Regions from separate parts of the Homo sapiens genome. Here region 1 is linked to region 2. Evidence: chromatin contacts called from ENCODE Hi-C data. All regions are on one chromosome and are shown on one strand. The core of a region is the stretch at or near the end of the contact, and the rest is flanking DNA. Distances in the headings are between cores, read along the strand shown.

Region 1 (6,423 bases), core at 1,386-3,885, 3.6 Mb after region 2:
TATCAGATGTTTATGTATCTCATTGGTTACAATAGGCAAAGTGATCTTTTCTGAATTCTAGAAACAAAGGCCATACTTACATCTGCCCAGATTTTCCATGCTTCTCTTGCTTTCTTTACAGTTTCTTCATAGTCTGCCACACTGGCCTAAATTAAGAATTAGGGGGACAGAAAGGGGGAAATAAAGAGAAATGATGATGATCTTCTAGAACACAAAAATATTTTCAGAAAAGAGTTGGGAAATCTCTAGGGTTCCCTAACATTTATGGCTGAGAATGATTCCCACAGTCTATACTTCCAAAAACTAGCTAGAACCCGGTAAAACAGGTTGGTATCCAACTATGCTTTAAAACCTTGCTTTTCAAAGCAAAATCTGTCAGCTTCATCTGGGAACATGTAAGGCATATTAGAAATGCAGAACCTTGAGCTCCAACCCAGACTTCGGAAATCAGAAGCTTCATTCTAACAAAATCCTCAGGTACTTCAGAAGCACTGCCTTAAATGGCCCCCTGCCTAATCTTTCTACGCTTCACCTTTTCTATGGTTCTTTCCTTTTCACGCCCCCACCCAAGAGAGGACAGTCTCCCCCAGACAGTCCTAAATGACAAATGAAAAATAAACACATTATTCTCTTCATTTGTGATTTTATATTATTCTTGACCTGCCTAACTGGCTTCTGCCTCTAAAGAAAGCCTGCACAAACTCCTTGTGTATAATTTGAATTAAACACACACACACACACACACACACACACACACACACTCTTACCTGTCGGACTCTTGCTATTGGCTCGTTGTTAGCAGGGCAATAGGTCGTAATAACCTTAAAACAAAAGGATGATGATCATGTATAGAAAACGTAATCCCTTTTGAAGTAAGGGAATAGACCAAACGGGGAAGAAAAACAAGAGAGGAAAAAATGATATAATACCCAAACTCAAAAAGCTTAGGTTAACTTCTGTTACATATAAACCACTCTACAGAGGTTGTCTTTCATTTCTGACTTAAACATTAGAAACTACCTTTCTGCAAAACTCGCCTCTGACATCTCAATATTAGGCATATAAACAAAAGCCTTAACATAAGCAGTTATTTTGTCTCTTTTTCCATTAATAACAGACCAAACTGACTAGTTTTAGTTATTTCTTCTCTTCCTTACTCTGCCCACCCTCTGCTCAGAGATGAAATGGCCAAGGCAGGAAAACTGTTGGAAAGTCCCGTGTCCACACCAACTGGAGAGGTCTCAGGTCAACAATGAAAGGGAAAATCAAGGCACAGCTAAAAAGGCCTCCAAGAGCCTAATGATCAGATACCACACGGAAATCAGGATGAAACACCGAGGTCTGAGGAGCAATTAAAATTATCTGTATCTCCTACAGCCACTGATTACCAAAAGACGTGTTCCCTCTACCAAGGCAGGTTCATTATATAATATACAACGTCCAACAAAGTTTGTTAACTGTTACATAACATCCTCCTATAAAAAACTTTCTTTTAAAAAAAAATCTGGGCGATAATAACCTTACCTTTCCATTGTATTCTATAAAACATTGTTTTGAGCAGTAATGGGTATCAGGCGCGGTGTTAAGCCCTGGGCAATGGAGAAATGCTGAAAATCCAGTCCTCAAAGGAGTTCACAGCCCAACGTACAACATGGCAAGATTTCGGCACGTCCAAGCTTGCAAACTCCCAAAGAATTCAGGAAGGAAGATAACTTAAAACTACACTGAAGAACGTTACCTGCGGTGCACGTCACAGCTGAAGAGCCAGAGTTAAGCTCTAAATTAAGATCAGTTGCACCGCTCAGTGTGCCACATTTCTCACAAGACCATAGATCCCAAGACCATAAGGTTTTAATTTTTTTTTTTTTTTTTTTTTTTGAGACGGAATTTCGCTCTTGTTGCTCAGGCTGGAGTGCAATGGCACGATCTCGGCTCACTACGACCTCCACCTCCCGGGTTCAAGCGATTCTCCTGCCTCAGCCTCCCTAGTAGCTGGGATTACAGGCATGCGCCACCACGCCCGGCTATTTTGTATTTTTTTTAGTAGAGACAAGGTTTCTCCATGTCGGTCAGGCTGGTCTTGAACTCGCTACCTCAGGTGATCCGCCCGCCTAGGCCTCCCAAAGTGCTGGGATTACAGGGGTGAGCCACCGCGCCCGGTAGACCATAATGTTTTAAATATGCGCGGGAAGTTTAGCCCCTACAGCTCCAAAATGACGTCGATTCTGCATAGCACACAAGGACCTAAAATCTAAGTTTTTGTTTTAAAGGCACCCTACACGAGAAAACTTTTACTGTGGAGCTTCAAAATCTCCCATGCTACTACCGCATCCAGCGCCAGCGGGGAGTCGGTAGGTCAGTGCCCGCCCGGCCTCCTCGAGCGAGCCCCGGCGGCTGCAGAGATTTCTTGAGCGCCCGCGTACCTCTCCCCGGCCTCCCCAGCTTCCATTATACACGCCCTCGTTTTCCTCGCGGAGCCCCAGCTCTTTCAGCCACGCATACTGGGGCTGATTGATGAGGAGAGTGGACATGAAGGCGGCAGGCCTGCTCCAAGGTCCAGAGAGCTTGCTGGTCTTTGCAGCGTGCACACACAGCGCGCGAGGAAGGCGCCACATACTGAGCCCGGGACTCGGGATGAGCCCAAGGCCCTGAGAGCTGCTGAAATAGAGCCCCGCCCCCCGCCCGGGAGAACCCATTGGGCAGACCCGACCCCTCCCACTGGGCACGACCCCGCCACCGCCCCGTCTGCCCCTGGTCTTCCGGAGGAGCCTGCGGCTGAATCCTGCCTGGAACAATGGGAGTGCTACAGGGAGGAGTGGGCTGCTGCCATCTGGTGAAAGACTCCGGGAGCCACAGTTCCAGCTGGGAATTCTTTTCAGCAAAATATTGGCGCTGAAGTACAGTAGGCTATAGCAGGGGTTCTGAAACTGTAAAATGCGTGTAATGACCTGGTCGTCGTGGTAAATGCACATTCTGATTCAGTAAGTCTGGGCTAGGGTCGGAGAGCCGACATTCCTAACCAGCTCCTCAGCGATGGTGACGCCTCTTGTCCCTGGAGTAGGCAACGGAGGGTTTGTATTGGGGGGCGGGGGAAGGGTTGGTTGTTTTCACTGTTTTGGTAGATTACAAATTAAAGTTTTCTAATTAATGATAAATATTAGATTGCTGCATTTCCTCTATAAATATCCTGCCTGGGTATATTCTTACTTTTTTTTTTTTTTTTTTTTTTTGGAAACGGAGTTTCGCTCTTCTTGCCCAAGCTAGAGTGCAACGGCGCGATCTCGGCTCACTGCAACCTCCGCCTACCGGGTTCAAGCGGATTCTCTTGCCTCAGCCTCCTGAGTAGCTGGGATTACAGGTGTGCACCACCACACCCGGCTAATTTTTTGTATTTTTAGGACAAACGGGGTTTCACCATGTTAGTCAGGCTGGTCTGGAACTCCTGACCTGAGATGATCTGCCCGCCTCAGCCTCCGAAAGTGCTGGGATTAGAGACATGAGCCACTGCGCCCGGCCTCTTACTTTTTTTTTTTTAAGATGGAGTCTCGCCCTATCGCCCAGGCTGGAGTGCAATGGCACGATCTCCACTCACTGCAACTTCAACCTCCCAGGTTCAAGTGATTCTCCTGCCTCAGCCTCCCCAGTAGCTGGGATTACAGGTGCACACCACCACACCAGCTAATTTTTGTATTTTTAGTAGAGACGGGGTTTCTCCCTGTTGGCCAGGCTGCTCTCGAACTCCTGACCTCGTGATCTGCCCGCCTCTGCCTCCCAAAGTGCTGGGATTACAGGCGTGAGCCACTGTGTCCGGCCTATTCTTACATTTTTTTTTTTTTTTTGAGACGTAGTCTCGCACTGTTGCCAGGGCTGGAGTCCAGTGGCGCAATCTCGGCTCACTGCAACCTCCGCCTCCCGGGTTCACGCGATTCTCCTTGCCTCAGCCTCCTGCGTAGCTGGGATTACAGGCGCCCACCACCACGCTTGGCCAATTTTTTGTATTTTGAGTAGAGAAGGGGTTTCACTATGTTGGCCAGACTGGTCTCGAATTCCTGACCTCGTGATCCGCCCACCTCAGCCTCCCAAAGTGCTGGGATTACAGGTGTGAGCCACCACGCCCAGCTCTTACTCTTAAAGAATAAAGACAGTTTTGATCAATTTCTTTCATTCTCCATTTCTGTCTTCCTACAATATCCTTTCCATTCATGCATGCCCCATCTCATTTCACAACAACTGGGCCTACCCTGTAAAACGGAAATACTAATATCTCAATCATCATTATTTGAACATGAGTTTAAAATATGCTTGCCCACGCTAGAGTGCAGTGGCAGGATCATGGCTTACTGAAGCCTCGACCTCCGAGGCTCTAGTGATCCTCCTACCTCAACCTCCCAAGTAGCTGGGACTACAGGCATGCCATCACACCCAGCTAATTTTTGAGGATTTTTTGTAGAGACAGGGTTCCCCCATGTTGCCCAGGCTGGTCCGCACCTCCTCGGCTCAAGGGATCTGCCTTGCGCCTCCCAAAGAGCTGGGATTACAGGCTTGAGCCACCACTCCTGGCCCCTTTCATCTCTGCATTCAAACATAAGCTTTATCTCTTCCACCCTTATAGTACAAATGATTTGAACAAACACTCTGCATGTATCAAGCAGCTACCAGAAACTGCAGTTAGTACTAGGCATACATGAATGATGCTTCCTTTTGTAAATGCTACAGTTTTTTCCTGTTAGGGCAAGGACCATCTCTGACTCATCTTTGCATTGCTCCACAGTTCCTAGCATTGTTCCAAGTTTACGCTCACTTACATGAGTATATGAACAAATGAACCAATGAATAACACCGTCGAAGGAGTTGCAATGCCCTATCTGACATTGGTAATCTCTATCAACAACCCTGCTGCTGTCTTCCATCTACACGGAGGACCATGGTGCTAATTTTTCTAATTTTAATTCTCAGACTTTATTTATTTATTTATTTATTTATTTAGAGACGGAGTCTCACTCTGTCCCCAGGCTGGAGTGCAGTGGTGCAATCTTGGCTCACCACAACCTCCGCCTCCCGGGTTCAAGTGATTCTCCTGCCTCAGCCTCCTGAGTAGCTGGGACTACAGGCACTCACCACCACACCTGGCTAATTTTTCAATTTTTAGTAGAGACAGGGTTTCACCACGTTGGCCAGGATGGTCTCGATCTCCTGACCTCGTGATCCGCCCGCCTTGGCCTCCCAAAGTGCTGGGATTACAGGCATGAGCCACCGCGCCCGGCTAATTCTCAGACATTTTAACTGATTCTCATCACTTTCTATCAGCCAACAAGATTATTTGTCCACATATCCCAAAACCACATTCTTCCTTCTCTTCTCTTCCATTCACTTCAACGAAATTAAAATACATAGAGGCACAAAGGATTAGGAGCAACACATAGTGTCATCAAGGAGTGTTGGCTGCCCTCTCTTCAAGTCAAGAAGAGAAGTGTGCCCATCCTTCTGAACCAATTCTGGCTGGCTGGGCACAGTGGCTCATAGCTGTAATCCCAGAACTTTGGGAGGCCAAGATGGAAGGATCACTTGAGTGATCAGAAGTTCGAGACCAGCCTGGCCAACGTGGTGAAACCCCATCTCTACTAAAAATACAAAAATTAGCTGGATGTGGTGGTACACGTCTATAGTCCCAGCTACTTGGGAGGCTGAGCCTGGAGAATCGCTTAAACCCAGGAGATGGAGGTTGCAGAGCGCCAAGATCATACCATTGCACTCCAGCCTGGGGGACAGAGCAAGACCCTGTCTCAAAAAATAAATAAGCCAATTCTGGGAATATAGGCACCAGCAACTGCTCACATTGAAAACAGGGATTGCATCCTTCTTCTACATCCTTTTTTCAAAACTCCTGTTAGCCCTGCTTAACAGGAGTTCAGGAAAAATCAGAAATGATGAATTGTAATGAGGTTGAGCAGGAAGAGACAGAATTAAATGAATCATATATGAAAGCACTTTGAAAACTGCAAAGCCCTGTAGAAATGAAAATGCAGTGGCTAAACTCAGGACACCTTAAAACAGTTCTGTATTAAAAGTGGCAGAGGAGCCAGGTGCTGTGGCTCACGCCTGTAGTTCCAGCACTTTGGGAGGCCAAGGAGGGTAGATCAGGAGTCAGGGTGGTCAGGAGTTCAAGACCAGCCTGGCCAACATGGTCAAACCCCGTCTCTACTAAAAATACAAAAATTAGCCGAGCCTGGTGGTGCATGCCTGTAATCCCAGCTACTCGGGAGGCTGAGGGATGAGACTCGCTTGAACCCAGGAGGCAGAGGCTGCAGTGAGCCGAGATTTTGCCACTGCACTGTAGCCTAGGAGACAGAGCAAAACTCTTGTCTCAAAAAGAAGAAAGAATTTAATAGACAGGAGGCCACCCATGCCACGTGGGAGACAGAG
Region 2 (6,291 bases), core at 3,618-6,117:
ACAATCTTGGCTCACTGCAACCCCTGCCTCCCAGGTTCAAGTGACTCTTGTGCCTCAGCCTCCAGAGTAGCTGGGATTACAGGTGTGTACCACCACACCTGGCTAATTTTTGTATTTTTACTAGAGACGGGGTTTCGCCATATTGGCCAGGCTGGTCTCGAACTCCTGACCGTAAGTGATCCGCCCATCTTGGCCTCCCAAAGTGCTGGGATTACAGGCATGAGCCACAGCGCCCAGCCAGGAGAGGCGTTTAAACAAAGGGGCAGACACTGGAGGAGGAGCAGGAAGAAAGAGGGAAGGAAGCAAACATGACTTAGTGGTGGTCTCAGTGTGGGTAACCCACATCATCTTATATAATTCATCCTCACCACACTGGGAAAGGTGGGACAGGAACTATTATCACTAATTTACAAATGAGAAAAGTGGGAATTAGGGAGGTTAAGTGATTTACCAAGGTTTCCCTACTATGAGTGTGAGAGCCAGAATTTCAAGGCTGCCTCTAGCTAAACTGGTTTATTGTTAATAGGGCTCTCCGGGTCGAGCCAGGGAAACCCTAAGGAGTAGAAACAGTGTTTTTAGTTCCCCAGTGGCCAGCTAAAGGTCAGCAGGAGGAGGCAGTCAAGAAATGTTAAAAGATTCAATGTCAAATGATACTCAAGGAGGACCTGGGCACACACATTCCTAGACAGGAGGTGAGACAGCTGCCAGCAAACACTCTCACTCTAAACCCTCTCACCACTGGATTCATCTCTGATGTTGCTGAGTGCCTCTGGGAACAAAACCCAGTGCTGGGCCAGGGGTGGGGTGGGGCTACAAAGCTCCTACCCTCAAGGAGCTTCAGTCCAACAGAAAACACATATATGAATGCTATAATATAATGAGAAGTCAGATTTTATAAGACAAGTACAGATAAGGTGTCATGGTAAGGGGTGGTGATTATCTGTGGAGATAAGTGTGGGCTTCCTGGGAAAGGTGATATTGGATTCCATGCTAGACTTTGGGGTGAGCACCTCAGTCACTTGTTTTTTCCCTCAAGGCTGCCCTTGAAAGTCATTTGAAAATTACTCGGCATTGGAGATGGGAGGAGGTAGAGGAAGAGGGAGGAGGCACTTACACAGCCTGACCCAAACCCCTGTGGAATTAATCCTGATTCCATTTCCAAAGTAACTAGGGAACACACCCAGTACATGAGCTGCGATGTGGAAGAAACTGTTCTCAAATGCAGCTCCACCACTCAATGGCCATGGAAACTTCAGCAAGTTAATTAAACTCTGAACTCCCTTTCTTCATCTGTAAAATAAATGATGATTCCTTTCAGGTCTGCTCTGTCACAGTAGGATTAAGAAGATAAACACAAATAACACTAACAAGTGACTTCTGAAATCAGGGACTATGGACTATGTGCTTTACCTGCTGCTATGGTTTGGATATTTGATCCTAATGTTGGAGGTGGGGCCTAATGCGAGGTGTTTGAGTCATGGGTGTAGATCCCTCATGAATGGCTTGGTGCCATCTCAGTAGTGAATGGGTTCTCACTTTGTTAGTTCCCATGAGAACTGGTTTTAAAAGGAAGCTGGCACCACCCCCTTCAGCTTCCTCTCTCTCCACGTGATCTGCACCTGCCTGCTCCCTATCACCTTCCGCCGCCGTGACTGGAAGCAGCCTGAGGCTGTCACCAGATGCCCAGTCTTGAATCTTACAGCTCATAGCAGAGCCGTGAGCTAAATAAACCTTTTTTCTTCATAAATTGCCCAGCCTCAAGTATTCTTTTATAGCAACATAAATGGACTAAGACATCTGCTTTACCACATCTAATGTGCAAAGCCCTCCCAGGTAGGGATGATTTCTATCTCCATTTGACAAAGGAGGAAACTGAGCTGTGGACATTAGATAACTTGTCTAAGGCCATCTAGCCACAGCCTCCTGGCCACTACATGCTAATGTGCTTGCAAGCTGTAATATGTGTGCAGCTGGAAGGATGGTGGCATTATTTCATACACTCCCGATGCCGGATCCTGCACAGATCCCATGGCATTGGTTCAGAAATATAGGTCAGCAAATGTAATTCTGTGGATTTGGAGCCCAATGAGCCAGAGCCCCCACCTGAGCCTCTATGGCTGGGGCAGGAAGCTGCCAGGCTGGCCCAGCAGCAGGATCTGTGGACCAAGTTAGTGCCACTAATGGGCCATGTGGGCAGAATAGCACCTCACACCTCTCTTATTTACAGATTCCTATTTTTAAATGAAATCAGAGGTAAACAAAAACACTGCTGGGGAAAACAATACACTAGAGCAATGGCCAATTAATGTACTTGTCTGCACTCAGAGAAATTATTTTTAACGTCATTTTCCAATAGATTTAGTTGTCTTTACAAGTTCATGAAAAAGTAATTTAACAGAGCAGAATCTGTTTAAGACGCACCTACACAATCAGCTTTTAGAAAAACTTAATGACAAATTTGGTAGGGGGAAAAAAGACATGTTAAGTAACAATTCTGAGAGTAGGGTGCATGCAAACTCTCCCTCAGTGACAGTGTCACAGACAAGGGTTTAGGATGCTCAAACCCTTCCCCTCCTGCAGCCACCAGCTTCCTCCTCTCTTGGCTCCATCTTCCAGTGGTTCCCCGCCCACACTGCCTGCACATCAGAATCACCAAAAGCTTCTAAAAGATAGGATACTGAGCCCCACCCATACAGATTGTGATTGACTTGCTCTGGGGTGGGTCACTGCATCAGTAAGTTTAAGAAGTTTCCCAGGTGAAACCTGTTCCCAAATATTGCAGGGGACGTACTTACACTAAAAACATTTATTCATTGTTAATCTGATATTCACATCTAACTGGGCATCCTGTATTTTATTTGGCAATCCTATTCCCTCTCCCTCGCCCCCTTTCTAAACCGTCAGCAACTCCTGTTAGTTATATCTCCAAAATCTATTTCAAGTCCTTCCCTTGCTCCCCATTTCAATGATTACCACCCTAATCCAAGCCACCATCTGGACTCTGGCATGGTGCCCTGAATGACCTCCCATTTCACTCTCCACTGAGTGACCACATAAATTTCTCGAGTATATATTGAGATCATGCCATTCTTATGCTTAAAACCCTTCAGTGGCTCTGACTGCAGAATAACACTTCAAATTTTAAGAATTGCCTCAATACCCGCATGCCTACCTGCAGCCTCTAAGGCCCTGTGTGATTCCGCTGCTGCTCACCCCTCCAACCTCATCTCAAGTCACCTCTCATTCTGTGCTGAAGCCATTCCGTCCTCTCCACATCCTCTGAATGCAGGGAGGGCTTTCCTGTTTGAGGACCTATGCATATGCAGTTCCCTTTGCCTCCTTAGTCTTCTCTGCGCTGGTTTTTCTCATTTTTCAGCTATTTTTAAATGTCACCCAAAGTATATTACAGTTTATTTCCTCCAACATTTCATAATTGTGCGAATTTTATGTTTATGGCTTTATCCCAAGAGACCCCGTTCAGCTCTGTGGCCTTGCACAAACCATTTCCCAAAGTTAGACATGCCTACAAGATCAAGAGGCTGGGAGTAAGATCAGAGCTTCTCGAAACCATCAGGCTGTTTATCAGCCCCGCCCACAACGTGGCACGGCCTTTCTGCGACATCAGATGCTGAGCTGGACCTCCTCCTCCCCACCCCCTAGTCCTCCCCGTCCTCAGGTGGCGTCTGCGGTCGAGGATGTAAGCATTCTACTCGTTGATTAGTATCGTTTCCATTGACAAACCCCAGACTGATGAAGACCACTTTCAGCTGCAGCCCGCCCCCTCCAGCTTCAGCTTCGAAGACACTATTGCCAGTGGGTTTTCTAGAAGTGGTGATCATGGGCACCAAATTATCCCCTCCCTCTCCCTGCATTCTCCCATTATCGTCTACCCTTGGTTAAATACGCTGAAAAAAGAACTGAAGCGGAGTTAAGTACGAGGAAGCCTTAAAGACGCACTTTCTGGCAGCCCCCCGCCCCCTTTCCCCGCAGTGGAGGCTGCCCCAGGTCTACAGGTGCCGCCTTCGCCCGGCCTCGCGTAGCCCACAGCAGGGGCCGCCCGCCCGCCGAAGTTGAAGGCGCACCTCCCCTTCCCGGGAAGGACGACGGTTCCCCAAAAGAGGCGGAGGGTAGTCTCTCATCTGAACCAGGCGCTTTAATGCCTGCCTGAAGCCACCGCGGCCAGCGTGGAGACCACGCAGCGGGCGGGCGGCTGCAAGCCCTGGGCTCCGAGCGCCTCTCCTGTGCGGGTCCCGCCCCCCTCCCCGCATTCCTCTCGTTCTGCTCCCGAGCCCAGGCCACGCTGAAGGAAGTACTTGGGCAGTCTCTTTCCTGGAGAACGGGCCCGCCGGTTCCGGAAGCCTCTCCTACCCCCAGGCTGGTCACCTCGGACTACCGACCCGGGACAAGAAGTCCAAGCAGACTGCGGCGGAGGTAGGCTGGCCTCAGCCCAGCTCCCCCAGGGTCTCCCCCGGAGCGCCGGCCTCCCAGCACGCGAGCAGCCCCCTCCCACCCAGTCCCGCGGCCGCCTCCAGTCCCCCTGCGCCCGGGAAGCCTCCACCTCGCCCGCCCTGACACCGAGGTCCCAGTATCCAAAGCGCCCCCAGGGCCCCGCCCGCAACAGGGGAAGTTGCAGCCCGCCGCTCTCGGTCACCTTGGCCGTCACCGAGGGGCCTCGCTTGCGGAAGCCCTCGGCCCCCGAAGAAAACACAAGTGCGCCGAGCCCCACGCAAAGCACGAGAGGTAGCAGCAGCCGAGGACCCGGGCCCATGGTGAGCGGTGGCAGCGGCGCTACCGGCACGGGCGCTACCGGCACGGGCGCGACACAGGCTCTGGGACAGCTGACGGGACTGCCGGCCGGCTGCGCCTGCGCGCTCCCGGTTGCGGGGGATGGGGATCGGGCAGTCCGGGAAGGGCGGGGACCCGGGGCGCGTTCCTCCCAAGTTCAGACTCGCGACCCGAACTTGGGATTCGGAGGAGCGCGCCCACAGGGCGCAGCCAGGGCTCGACCGCCGCGCCTTAGGCGGGTGCGGAGGGCGCCAGGGACGGGAGGGAGCCCGGGTTGCCCAGGCGCGGAGCCGGGCGCAGCGGGCTAGGCTGGGAGCACCTCCAGGAATTTACCGCGTAGGCGCGGATTAAACTTGGACGGGAAGACCAGGACTCTCGGGCTTCCGCGTCCGCCCGGCAGCTAGCGCTCCGCGGGACTGGGAACTCTGCAGCCGGTCCCGGTGTGATTGCTGCCGCCTTGGGAGCAGCCTCCGCCGCGGCCGCCGAGTTCCAATGGCCCATTGGAACCTTTTGCTAGGTTTTGGACGCTTAGCAGAACTTTGACATCGCTGGAGGCGTGGAGCCCTGTTGCACTCGAATAATGGCCTCTCTTTGAGATGATTCACGTCTAGGGAACACTGGAAAATGCTGGATTCACAGTGCCCCTTTGCCTTCGAAAAACTTTTACATTGGCTTTAAGTACTTTATTTGGAGGATGATTCTGTGATCTTATCTACACTGTTCACAAGGCAGCACTTACACAGGCCCAGAACCATGGTCATGTAGGATTCTTTCCTGGGGAAACAAAGTAAATAAACTGACTTTTAGGTGTATCTGTAGGATGGATTTTTTACAAACTTAAGAATTATGTTTAGGAAGATTAATGACTGGGGAAGTAAGTTCTTATTATATTTTTAAATGGAAAATTCGGGTTGCAAAACCACAAATTCTGATCTCAACCGTGAAAATAAATATATCAAGGCACTTAAATATTGAAAGAGATGTACCACAACGTTTACAGTAGCTATAGATAGAATTGATAGCTATTGATAGACTTATGGATTTTTGAGGGTTTAAAAAAATTTTTTTTACAGTTTTCTGATTTCCCAGATGTTCTACAATGAGCATATAAGTATTTTATAACATGGAAAGGGTTATTTTAAAACTCATTGCTTTTTGAATTAGAATTTCAAAAGAACTTTTTTGTTTTAGAGTAACAGCCCTAAAATTAACTAAAAATTAGTGGTATTCGCACATAGGTGCCATTTTAAGGGGCTGGTGCCATTACTTTCAAGCCAAGATTTTCCTCGGATTAAGAGATGGAATTTCTAAATGTCAGATGGGATTCCTAGGTGTACCTAAGTGTAGATCTAAAATGACATTGGAACCATTAGAGATAAAAGGAGTAACCACTACTTCTTTGGGGTGAGAAAAAGGAGAAATGCAATTCTGAGCTATTTTTATGATTCAGTCCAGTGAAAGACCTAATGGCTTTCCTCTTCATCCCCACCCCCAATAAGGAAAGAG

What was found. A loop is a pair of places that touch in the nucleus more often than their neighbours do. Pooled maps may share reads with other maps.
Region 1: a loop to region 2 is called in a pooled map, with 2.0 times the contacts of the local background. The contact joins the promoter of ALDH7A1 here to the promoter of PPIC in region 2. A Hi-C loop is called at or near these places in 5 of 50 pooled maps.

Annotation. Positions count from the first base shown.
Region 1 is chr5:126,592,584-126,599,006 of GRCh38, forward strand. ALDH7A1 (aldehyde dehydrogenase 7 family member A1) reads right to left here and starts at 2,636. Exons shown (of 18, transcript NM_001182.5): 1 at 2,424-2,636; 2 at 768-821; 3 at 81-146. The coding sequence starts at 2,615. RefSeq lists a silencer at 4,940-5,103.
Region 2 is chr5:123,031,858-123,038,148 of GRCh38, forward strand. PPIC (peptidylprolyl isomerase C) reads right to left here and starts at 4,868. Exons shown (of 5, transcript NM_000943.5): 1 at 4,652-4,868. The coding sequence starts at 4,768. PPIC-AS1 (PPIC antisense RNA 1) reads left to right here and starts at 4,065. Exons shown (of 2, transcript XR_001742868.2): 1 at 4,065-4,431. RefSeq lists silencers at 3,564-3,736, 5,045-5,094.